Regions from separate parts of the Homo sapiens genome. Here region 1 is linked to region 2. Evidence: chromatin loops called from intact Hi-C (ENCODE). Cell type or tissue: ovary. All regions are shown on one strand. Region 1 overlaps SIK3 (SIK family kinase 3). Region 2 overlaps SIK3 (SIK family kinase 3).

Evidence for each region. Peaks named below come from ENCODE experiments on the same cell type or tissue, not always from the same donor. Only the 100,000 strongest peaks of a DNase experiment are listed, where the experiment ranks them.
Region 1: it touches region 2 in a loop (3-fold over the local background); 28 of 110 quality-filtered maps call a loop at or near these places.

The regions. Positions count from the first base shown.
Region 1 is chr11:117,082,137-117,087,136 of GRCh38, forward strand. All of the region lies in intron 1 of SIK3 (SIK family kinase 3), which reads right to left. LOC124902763 (a long non-coding RNA gene) reads right to left here. Exons shown (of 2, transcript XR_007062899.1): 1 at 2,938-5,000; 2 at 1-2,855. Among named protein-coding and RNA genes, the nearest start is that of SIK3, 14 kb to the right of the region's middle. In ovary, no CTCF peak of the experiment used is centred here; no DNase peak of the experiment used is centred here; H3K27ac peaks cover 466 bases.
Region 2 is chr11:116,892,458-116,897,457 of GRCh38, forward strand. It overlaps SIK3 (SIK family kinase 3), which reads right to left. Exons shown (of 25, transcript NM_001366686.3): 5 at 4,736-4,860; 6 at 3,796-3,919. Among named protein-coding and RNA genes, the nearest start is that of APOA1, 57 kb to the left of the region's middle. RefSeq lists enhancers at 2,793-2,872, 3,534-4,035. In ovary, no CTCF peak of the experiment used is centred here; a DNase peak (open chromatin) is centred at 2,784.

The DNA.
Region 1 (5,000 bases), 190 kb after region 2:
GTTTTGGATGTAGACAGAACAGAAACCCTCATACATTGCAGGTAAGAATATAAAATGGGGCAGCTACTGTGGAAAACAGTTTGGAAGTTGCTCAAAACCTTAAACAAGGAGTCACCACATGACCAAGCGATTCCACTCCTAGGTATATGCCCAAGAAAAAAATGAAAACATGATCACACAGAAATTTGTACACAAATGTTCAAGACCATATTATTCATAATCGCCAATAAGTAGAAACAATGCCCACCAATTCATGAATTGATTTTAAAAATGTGGCGTATCCATACAACATAATATTATTCAGCCATAAAAAAATAATGAGATTCCAACATATGTAAGAACATGCATGAACCTTGAAGGCATTACACCAAGTGAAAGAAGTAAAATACAACAGGACACCCACTGCATAATTCTATTTATATGAAGTGTCCAGATGACGTAAATCGATAAAAATTAATTTGTGGTTGCTTAGGGCTGAGAAGAGAGGTTGAAGAAATAAGCAGTGACTGCTAATGGGTACCATGCTTCTTTTAAGGATAATGAAAATGTTCTAAAATGTATTATAGTGATGGTCGCACAGCTCCATGAATACACTTAAAAAAAATTGGGTGAACTGTATGGTCTGTGAAATGTACCTCAATAAAGCAGTTGAAAAAATTATAAATTAAAGAGAAACTGGAAGCCCCCTGAGGTTAAGTAATTTGCCCAAAGTCAAACTGCTGGCTAGTAAAAACTGGAACCAGAAACATCCCGATTCCCGCACCAGTCTCAGTTCTTTAACTACAGATTGTCGCAAGCAACTCTGATGGGCCAAAAAGGTTCCACAAAGAGCTGGAAAAACAGAAAACCTATTCTTATCCTGGTATCAGGATAAGAAAAGGAAGAGAAATTTAGGTAATGCAACTAAATTTTGGTTTTCAAAATTTAATGTGACTCCAAAATGGATGCGTGGCCTAAAAATCTAACAACCATTGATGTAACCTCACTGCTATACGAGGTTGTGACTTGGTATAACAATACCCCTTTTACTAAGAGCTCAATTAGAGCAGGGCACTGGATGCAGCTGCTGCCTCAAAAGAAAGGAGGAAAATGAGATCGGAAGAGGCAGTAGGCTAAAATCACTGGCTACCCTTTTGCATGGTCAAAGGCCAATGAGTAACATGCTTCAAACAAGTTATTTTATTCCTGAGAACTGTGAAATCCTTTAAAGAGATCCTAAAGTACCATCCCAACATTTAATTACCTCCCAGAATTACCATACACATGTAAGATATTTAGGTATAATATATGAAAGTGTTGTTTCTGCAGCTGACTTGGACCCAAAGATCATTGCCAGAATACAACTACCCCATTTGACTAGAATAACAATATCCCTGTTGATGTAGAAATGGAAAGTAAGCCAAGAACATACAATCACTAAAAACATTATTTTGAGAGTTTAAAAAAATGAAGTACCAAAAAAATTCAACTATTGTCGGAATGCTGCTTATGCAATATTAGAACATTCTAACAGAAGGAAAAGACAACAGGAGGCAAGAAGCAGAAAGAGAGAAGAAATCCTGCAGGTGTCCAACTCATCCTAATAAGAAACACACAGCTCTGCTCCTGTCTTCCACAATAAAAACAGTTCTGTTTCTTGCAGCATATGAACCAAGATTGCTTCCGCCAGAAACAGAAAACAACTTACTACAAGAAAATGTCAACTTGTTCCACAGAACACTACACTAGCAGTGAACAGATATAAACCTCTTAAACTAAAGAGTTTGGCCAGTTTCTTCACCAAGTTTTTAATACCACTGACTCATTACCAAATTCAGCTCAGTTCACACAAATTCTAACATAAGTGGACAAAAATACCACCTCGAAGTACACACTATAAATAATAAAAGATTCTATAAAATAACTTGTCCTCAAATTTCTAACAGCTTTGACTTCTTTATCATTTTAAATTAACGCAGAAGCTCTCTTAGCCCACCTTCACTCAACCAACCTGCCAAAATAATCAATGCTTCTCCTTGTCTCAGTAAAGCAACCAATGCCCCCAACATGCAAACTGGCCCCAACTAATAACAGCTGTCTCTTACTCTTATAAGCTTCTGCTGCTCCCATTATTAAGTTTTTTGGTTTTTTTGTGGTTGGTTTGTTTGAGATGGAGTCTCGCTCTGTGGCCCAGGCTGCAGTACAGTGGCAGGATCTTGGCTCACTGCAACCTCTGCCTCCCAGGTTCAAGCAATTCTCCTGCCTCAGACCTCTCGAGTAGCTAGGATTACAGGCATGCACCAACACACCCAGCTAATTTTTGTATTTTTAGTAGAGACAGGGTTTCACCAGGTTGGCCAGGCTGGTCTGGAACTCCTGACCTCAGGTGATCCGCCTGCCTGGGCCTCCCAAAGTGCTGCAATTACAGGCATGAGCCACCGCGCCGGGCCCAGCCTCCCGTTATTAAGTTATATTCTTACCAATAATTAACTGTTTTTTTCCCAAACCTATTTATACCAGTTGCTCATTATTACAGTTATGTAATTTAATTAAATAGAATGTAAACTGATGAAAAATTAAGGAGATACGTTTCTATGAAAACTTCATCAAATGCTTAAAAAGACATAGTAAATTAGACGTGAATGAGATGAGTATAAAAGACTGGGAAGGAGTCATAAAAATCAAGAGGGATGCTGTACTAATATTGCTTCACAAATGCCATTAAATTCATGTTCTGCTTTAAAAAGCAAACAAAACTGGAAATTATAGATAATGAATTATGGGTGTATTTAATGGAAACAAAATTAAGGAACTCCAACTAGGGCACACAAAGAAAAAGCCTTGGCCCTGCATCAACAGGTTAACAAAATATTAACCTATGTTAACAAACATTAATATTTAATATTAACAAAAAACATTAATGTTTGTTAACATAGGTTAAGATATTTTGATATTAACCTATGTGCTAATCAATCTTTCTTTCTTTCTTTTCTCTCTCTTTTCTTTCTTTCCTTTTTAGAGACAGGGTCTCTGTCACACAGGCTGGAATGCAGTGGCGCAACCATAGTTTACTGCACTGTAATCTGGAACTCCTGGGCTCAAGCAATCCTCCCAGCTCAACCTCCCAAGTAGCTAGAACTACAGCCACTTACCACCATCCACCGCTCACTTATTTTTATTTTTTGGTAGAGATGGGGCCTCACTACTACCGTGCTGCTCAGGCTGGTTTTGAACTAGCTAGCCTCAAGCGATCCACCTACCTAGACCTCCCAAAGTGCTGGGATGGCAGGCATGAACCACCATACCCAGCCCTGGGGTTTGGTTTTGTTTGTTTGTTTAAAGAATCTTCATCTATTTAGAGATACATGCCAAAATATCTACCGATGAAATGAAAGGATTCTGGGATATGCTTCAAAATCCAGGAAAAAAGCGGGGAAGTGGGAAAGGTATAAATGCAAGATTGGTCACAAGATGACAACTGTTTAAACTAGGCGACAGGCACATAGGGGTTCATTATATTATTCCCTCTACTTTCATTTATGTTTGAAATTTTCCACAATACATACTTTTTAAAAGAGTAATGCATGAGCCAGGCATGGTGGCTCATGCCTGTAAGCCTAGCACTTTAGGAGACCGAAGCAGGCGAACTGCCTGAGCTCAGGAATTCGAGACCATCCTGGCCAACATGGCGAAACCCCATCTCTACAAAAAATACAAAAATTGGCCGGGCATGGTGGCATGTGCCTATAGTCCCAGCTACTCAGGAGGCAGAGGTTGCAGTGAGCCGAGATCATGCCACTGCACTTCCAGCCTGGGCGACAGAGCAAGACTCCGTCTACATAAAAAAGAAAAACCAAAAAAAGATTAATGCATGAATATATATTTCTGATTTTCCTGCTTTATCAGTTTTTCCCCTCAATTAACTAAGCACATCATAACCAAAACTTACTGTATAGGAGGGCTTCTATTGGAGATAAAAGAAAAGCAGTTACCACCAAATGTCCAAAACACAGATAATTCCACAGTCATAACCCCACAACATACTAAGCACAATATCCTATATGGCCCAATTACCCTTGAAAATCTCTTAACCCATAAAGTACAATGCACACAGCAAATTTAAACATGATAGGACTGCTGCATTACCATATTTATTCATATAACTTTCTCCTTCACAATCTCCTTGACTATCTTTTCACCATTAAAACGAGGGAGGAGCAATTTACAACTTTTATTAATCTCTGAAATTCTCACGCTGGTTTACCAAAAAATAGTTATTTAAAAATCAATGGTAGGCTGGGTGCAGTGGCTCACGCCTATAATCCCAGCACTCTGGGAGGCCGAGGCGAGTGGATCACGAGGTAGGAGTTCAAGACCACCCTGGCCAGCATGGTGAAACCCCGTCTCTACTAAAAATACAAAAAAATTAGCCGGGTGTGGTGGTGGGCGCCCGTAGTCCCAGCTACCTGGGAGGCTGAGGCAGGAGAATCTCTTGAACCCAGGAGGCAGAGGTTGCAGTGAGCAGAGACTGCGCCACTGCACTCCAGCCTGGGTGACAGAGTGAGACTCCGTCTCAAAAAAAAAAAAAGTCAGTGGAGAGGCAAGGTGCAATGGCTCACTCCTGTAATCCCAGCACTTTGGGAGGTCGAGGCAGGTGGATCACAAAGTCAGGAGTTGGAGAGCAGCCTGACTAACACGGTGAAACCCCGTCTCTACTAAAAATACAAAAATTAGCCAGGTGTGGTGGCACGTGCCTGTAATCCTAGCTACTGAGGAGGCTGAGGCAGGGGAATCACTTGAACCGGAGAGGCAGAGGTTGCAGTGAGCCAAGATCACGCCATTGTACTCCAGCCTGGACAACAGAGCGAGACTCCATCTCAAAAAAAAAAAAAAAAAAAATCAATGGTTTGGGTGATCAAGAGTCTGTTTCTCATTAACCTTTCTTCTTCCCTTCAGCAATTTCTCCAGTTTGGGTTTTTGTCCCTTTATCAAAGATCAGGAGAGAATGATGATTTATAAAA
Region 2 (5,000 bases):
AAGAAAAGATGCTCATCCTCATACATCATTAGAGAATTAAAAATTAAAACAACAATGAAATATCACTATATACCTATTAGAGTGGCCAAAATCCAAAATGCTGACACCACCAAATGCTGACAAGGATGTGGCGCAGCAGAAGCTCTCACTCATTGCTGGCAGGAATGCAAAATAGCATAGCCACTTTGGAAGACAGTTTGGCAGTTTCCTACAAAACTATCCATGCTCTTACCATATGATCCAGGAATTGTGCTCCTTAGTGTTTAACCAAATGAATTAAAAATTTATGTCCACACAAAAACCTGCACAAAGATGTTACAGTAGCTTTATTCATAATTGTCAAAATTTGGAAGCAACCAAGTCATCCGTAGGTGAAAGGATAAAGGGTGGTACATCCAGGCAAGGAAATATTATTCAGTGCTAAAAAGAAACGGGCTCTCAAGCCATGAAGAGACATGGAGGAACCTTATTGCATATTACTATTTGAAAAACACCAATCTGAAAAGGCTGCATCCTGTATGTTTCTACCCATATGACATTCTGGAAAAGGAAAAACTTGTGGAGACAGTGAAAGGATCAGTAGTTGCAGGGGGTTAGGGAGAAATGGATAAACAGGCAGAGCACAGAGGATTTGGGGGCAGTGAAACAATTTTATATGTATTATAGTGGTGAATACATGTCACTATACATTTACCAAAACCCACAGAATGTGTAACACTGAGAGAAAACCCAAATGTAAGCTATGGACTTTGGGTGATAATGTGTCAATGCATGTTCATTGATTGTAACAAACATACCACTCTGGTGGGGCACATTGATTATGACAGGGGTCAGCAGGGGAGGGAGGCAGGACAGCACAGAGGGTACATGCAAACTGTGTACCTTCCACTCAATACTGCTGTGAATCTAAAGCTGCTCTAACATATAACTCTAAAGAGACAGGGCACAGTAGCTCACACCAATAGTCCCAGCACTTTGGGAGGCCAAGGCAGGCAGATCGCCTGAACTCAAGAGTTTGAGATCAGCCTGGACAACATGGCAAAACCCCATCTCTACCAAAAAAAAAAATTAGTCAGGCATAGTGGTGTGTGCCTGCAGCTCCAGCTATTTGGGAGGCTAAGGGAGGATCACTTGAGCCTGGGAGGTCCAGCTGCAGTGAGCCACGATCACACCACTGCATTCCAACCTGAGCAACAGAGCAAGACCCAGTCCCAAAAAAGGGAGTTAGGGAGGAAGGGAGGAAAGGAGAGAGGGAGGGAGGGCAAGGGTGAAGTGTTAATCACTGCTGGGCAGTGATTAAGAAAAAGACTAAGGATATGCAGTTGATCAATAACGAGATCACTGGTGACCCTGGCCAGAGCAATACTGGACCACTTCTCTGCTTCCTTTTATAGTAAACTGGAAAGAGCGTGTCGTCTATTTTCCTTCTATTCCTTTTTTGTTGCAACCACATGATTAAGCTTTTGCTCCTGTTCCTCTGCCAAAAGTGTACTTCAGAATCATTAATGATCTAGGAAGGTGAGGGTGTGGGGGGATAAAAAAGAAACAAAATCATTAACGATCTCCACATTTCTAAATGCAACATTCAGTTCTCAGTCCTCTTACCTGACTTGGCAGCAGCATTCACTCCCCACAGCTCCTCACTCCCTCCTCCCTCCTCCTGGGAACAGTCTCTTCACTTGTCTCCTAGGACAGCAGGCCCTCTGGCTTACCTCACCAGCAACTCTTATGATACCTCTTCACCTGCTTGTTCTCTAAATAGCGGTATGTTCCAGAGTTTAATTCATGGACCTCTTCTCTTCTCTGTAACCACTGCCTAAAAAGTGAGCTCACCTCATGGCTTTAACTATTATCTATACACTGGGGATTCCAAACATACATCCCCAACCCAGAATTCTCTCCTAAATGCGACTGCCAATTCATATCTTAACTCTGATGTCTAATGTGCACCTCAAACATGACATGTCTAAAACATCTCTCCAAAATGTAAGTATTCTTCCCCAGTCATCCCCATCTCAGTTGGCAGTAAAACCATCCTTCCATTTGCTCAGGATAGAAACTCTGGAGTCTTTCTTTCATATCAAATCCAACACTAAATGTTATTGGAGCCAAAATACCTGGGTTCAAATTCTACTTCAGCCACTTGGTAGCAGTGTTATCTTGGGAAAATTGCCTAATCTCTCCTGGCTTCAGTTTTATCACCAGTAAAATGGAGACAATAATCTTGTGTATCTCATAGGGTTGTTAAAATAATGAAGTGAGTTAATGTTTGTGAAGTGCTTTGAACAGTGCCTGCCACACATGGTAGGTAGCATCTCTTGAATCTGATCACTTCTTACCATCTCCATCTCGACACCCCAGACTGGGAACCAGCCACCAACATCTCTTATCTGGACTATTGTAAAAGTCTCCTCCTAACTGGTGTCCCTCCTTCAGCCTTTGTACCTTTTAGCCTACCGGCAACATAGCAGCCAAAGTGATCTTTTTTAAACAAAAGTCACTGCAAAATTTTTCAATTTTTTTGTATGTTTGAAATTTTTCATCATAAAATTTGGAAAAAATAAAACTCAGATTACATCACTCCTGTCAAAACCCTCCAATCCTGTATACTTCAGTCACAGTAAAATCTAAAGTCTTTACATTAACTAGGCCCTAAAATTAAGCTCCCTCTTACCTCTCTGACCTCATCTCTCTTCCTCATCTCTCACCGCTCCTTCCTTCCAGGCACGCAGGCCTCCTTCCCGTTCCTTCACATGCAGCCATGCTCCATCCCCGCGGCCTCTGCGCTGACCCCTCAACAGCCAGGGGGTGCTCTTCCCCGGACTGCACAGCATTCACCCTCACCTTCTTTCAGGCTTTGCTGAAAGGTCCCTTTCTCCATGAAGGGGTTTTCATGTAACTTACCAACCACTATCCTAACTCCTTCTCTATTTTATTTGTCCCACAGCATTTAGCACTATCTTCTACACTATGACGTTATCAGTTCAAAGGAGCCAAGTTAAATCTACTCCAAGGTTCACCTCTTTGTTCTAAAATGCAATTACCATGGGCTTCTACCTTGTTGTCAACCCAGTGGACACATGTTCTTCCTTAAAATGAAAACAGATGATTAAGCAAAACTATATGACTTTTTGCGTTCTCTAAAATGTTCCCTTCTTATGTGCAAATAAATGGTGATAAAATACTGTTAATTCTGAGTATCTTGTATCTATTTTCGGTGTTAAATTTTTCCAAGACCTGCCTACCTTACTGCCCACTCGTTAAATAAAATTTTTTAAATTTGATTCTGGAGGACAAAGAGCACAGAAATAGGAAATGAAGCAGTAGCAAGACTAAGATGCAAAGCCTACTTTATCCTTGGCATTTAAAACCACATTGCAATGAGAACCCAATAAGTGGAAATATCCTGAAAAAGGGTAGGAAGACAGAAGTGAAACAAAAGCATTTATTGCATTACTGCTATGCCATGGGCCTACTGAGTCTTCACATACATTATCTCATTTAATCCTTACAGTAATAGCAGCCCTCACAAAACTCTCAGCCAATTTATAGATGAGGACACTAAAGCTGAGACAGACTTAGGGCCCAGATTCAAACCCAAGTAGGGCTCTCTGATGCCAAAACCTATATACTGTTTCTACAGAACCTTGCCTCCTGGAGGCATCAGGTCAGCAAGCTGGAGTTAAAAAAGGTTGTAAGTGGGCCATTTATACTCCATCACTAAATTCCTGGGATAACTGAGTGGGTCTAACTTTCATGAACCCATTCATAGCTGTGTGCTAGCGACTCCCTTACCTGTGGACATAAAAAATGGGATGCGGAACTTTCCACTCAGCACGCGGGCCCGCAGATTCTGCAGTGTGCTTCCATCAAATGGCAGGGCACCGCACACAAGCACGTAGAGGACAACTCCAAGGCTCTGCATCCCAAACAGAGAGGATGTACAATTAATCACATCAGGGGAAACAAAAAAGACTACTGTAGTGTGTGTATGCAGATGATGGTGAGTCATGCATACGATTATGGAACAAACTTTTTCTTCCATCTTAGAACAGTTAACAATCTTCTTTGCTTCTAGGCATTAATTTAGGGTAACATCCTGAATTTTTCTCAGTACTCATTCTCTGGGGATAAGGTAAGTGGCCACAGTAGAAATAATCTCTCTTCTTGGCAACGGCCCCCATCCAAGCTGGCCCTTGGGCTTCTTTTGCAAATGCAAAGGGGAAATTTGAAATATGTGGCTCAGTCCACAAGGTAAGTATTGGAGGAAAGATTTTGCACGAGTAGGCCGGGTGCAGTGGCTCATGCCTATAATCCCAGCATTTTGGGAGGCCAAGGCGGGAGGATCACCTGAGGTCAGGAGTTTGAGACCAGCCTGGCCAACATGGTGAAACCCTGTCTCTATTAAAAATACAAAAAATTAGCCAAGTGTGGTGGCTTGTGCCTGTAATCCCAACTACTTGTGAGGCTGAGGCAGGAGAATCACTTGAACCTGGGAGGTGGAGGTTGCAGTGTGCCAAGATCATCCTGCTGCTCTCCAGCCTGGGCGACAGAGTGAGACTCTGTTTCAAAAAAAAAAAAAAAAAAAGGCTTTGCACAGGAATTGGGACTTGAAAGAACAGGTGACCAGGATCTCAATTCATGTTGCATCATTATGTATCCTTCAGGATGCGAATAGCTGTCATCAACCAAGGGTAGCTAATGCTGTGGGGTATAAGAGAAGGCAGTTACTTACCCAGATGTCCACTTTGGGCCCATCATATTCTTTTCCTTCAAAGAGTTCAGGTGCAGCATAGGGAGGGCTGCCACACCAGGTCTTCAGCAGCTGCCCAGGAGTGAAGAGGTTACTGAAACCAAAATCTAGAAAGGCAAATGGACATAATTCGTATTATTGTAACCTTTTATTATAACTGAGCAAACACTAGTCTCTAGTCACTAAAGATTCCAAATCATTGTCTGAATATTAAATGCAAAAAGAGAACATTTAGAAACCACATAGC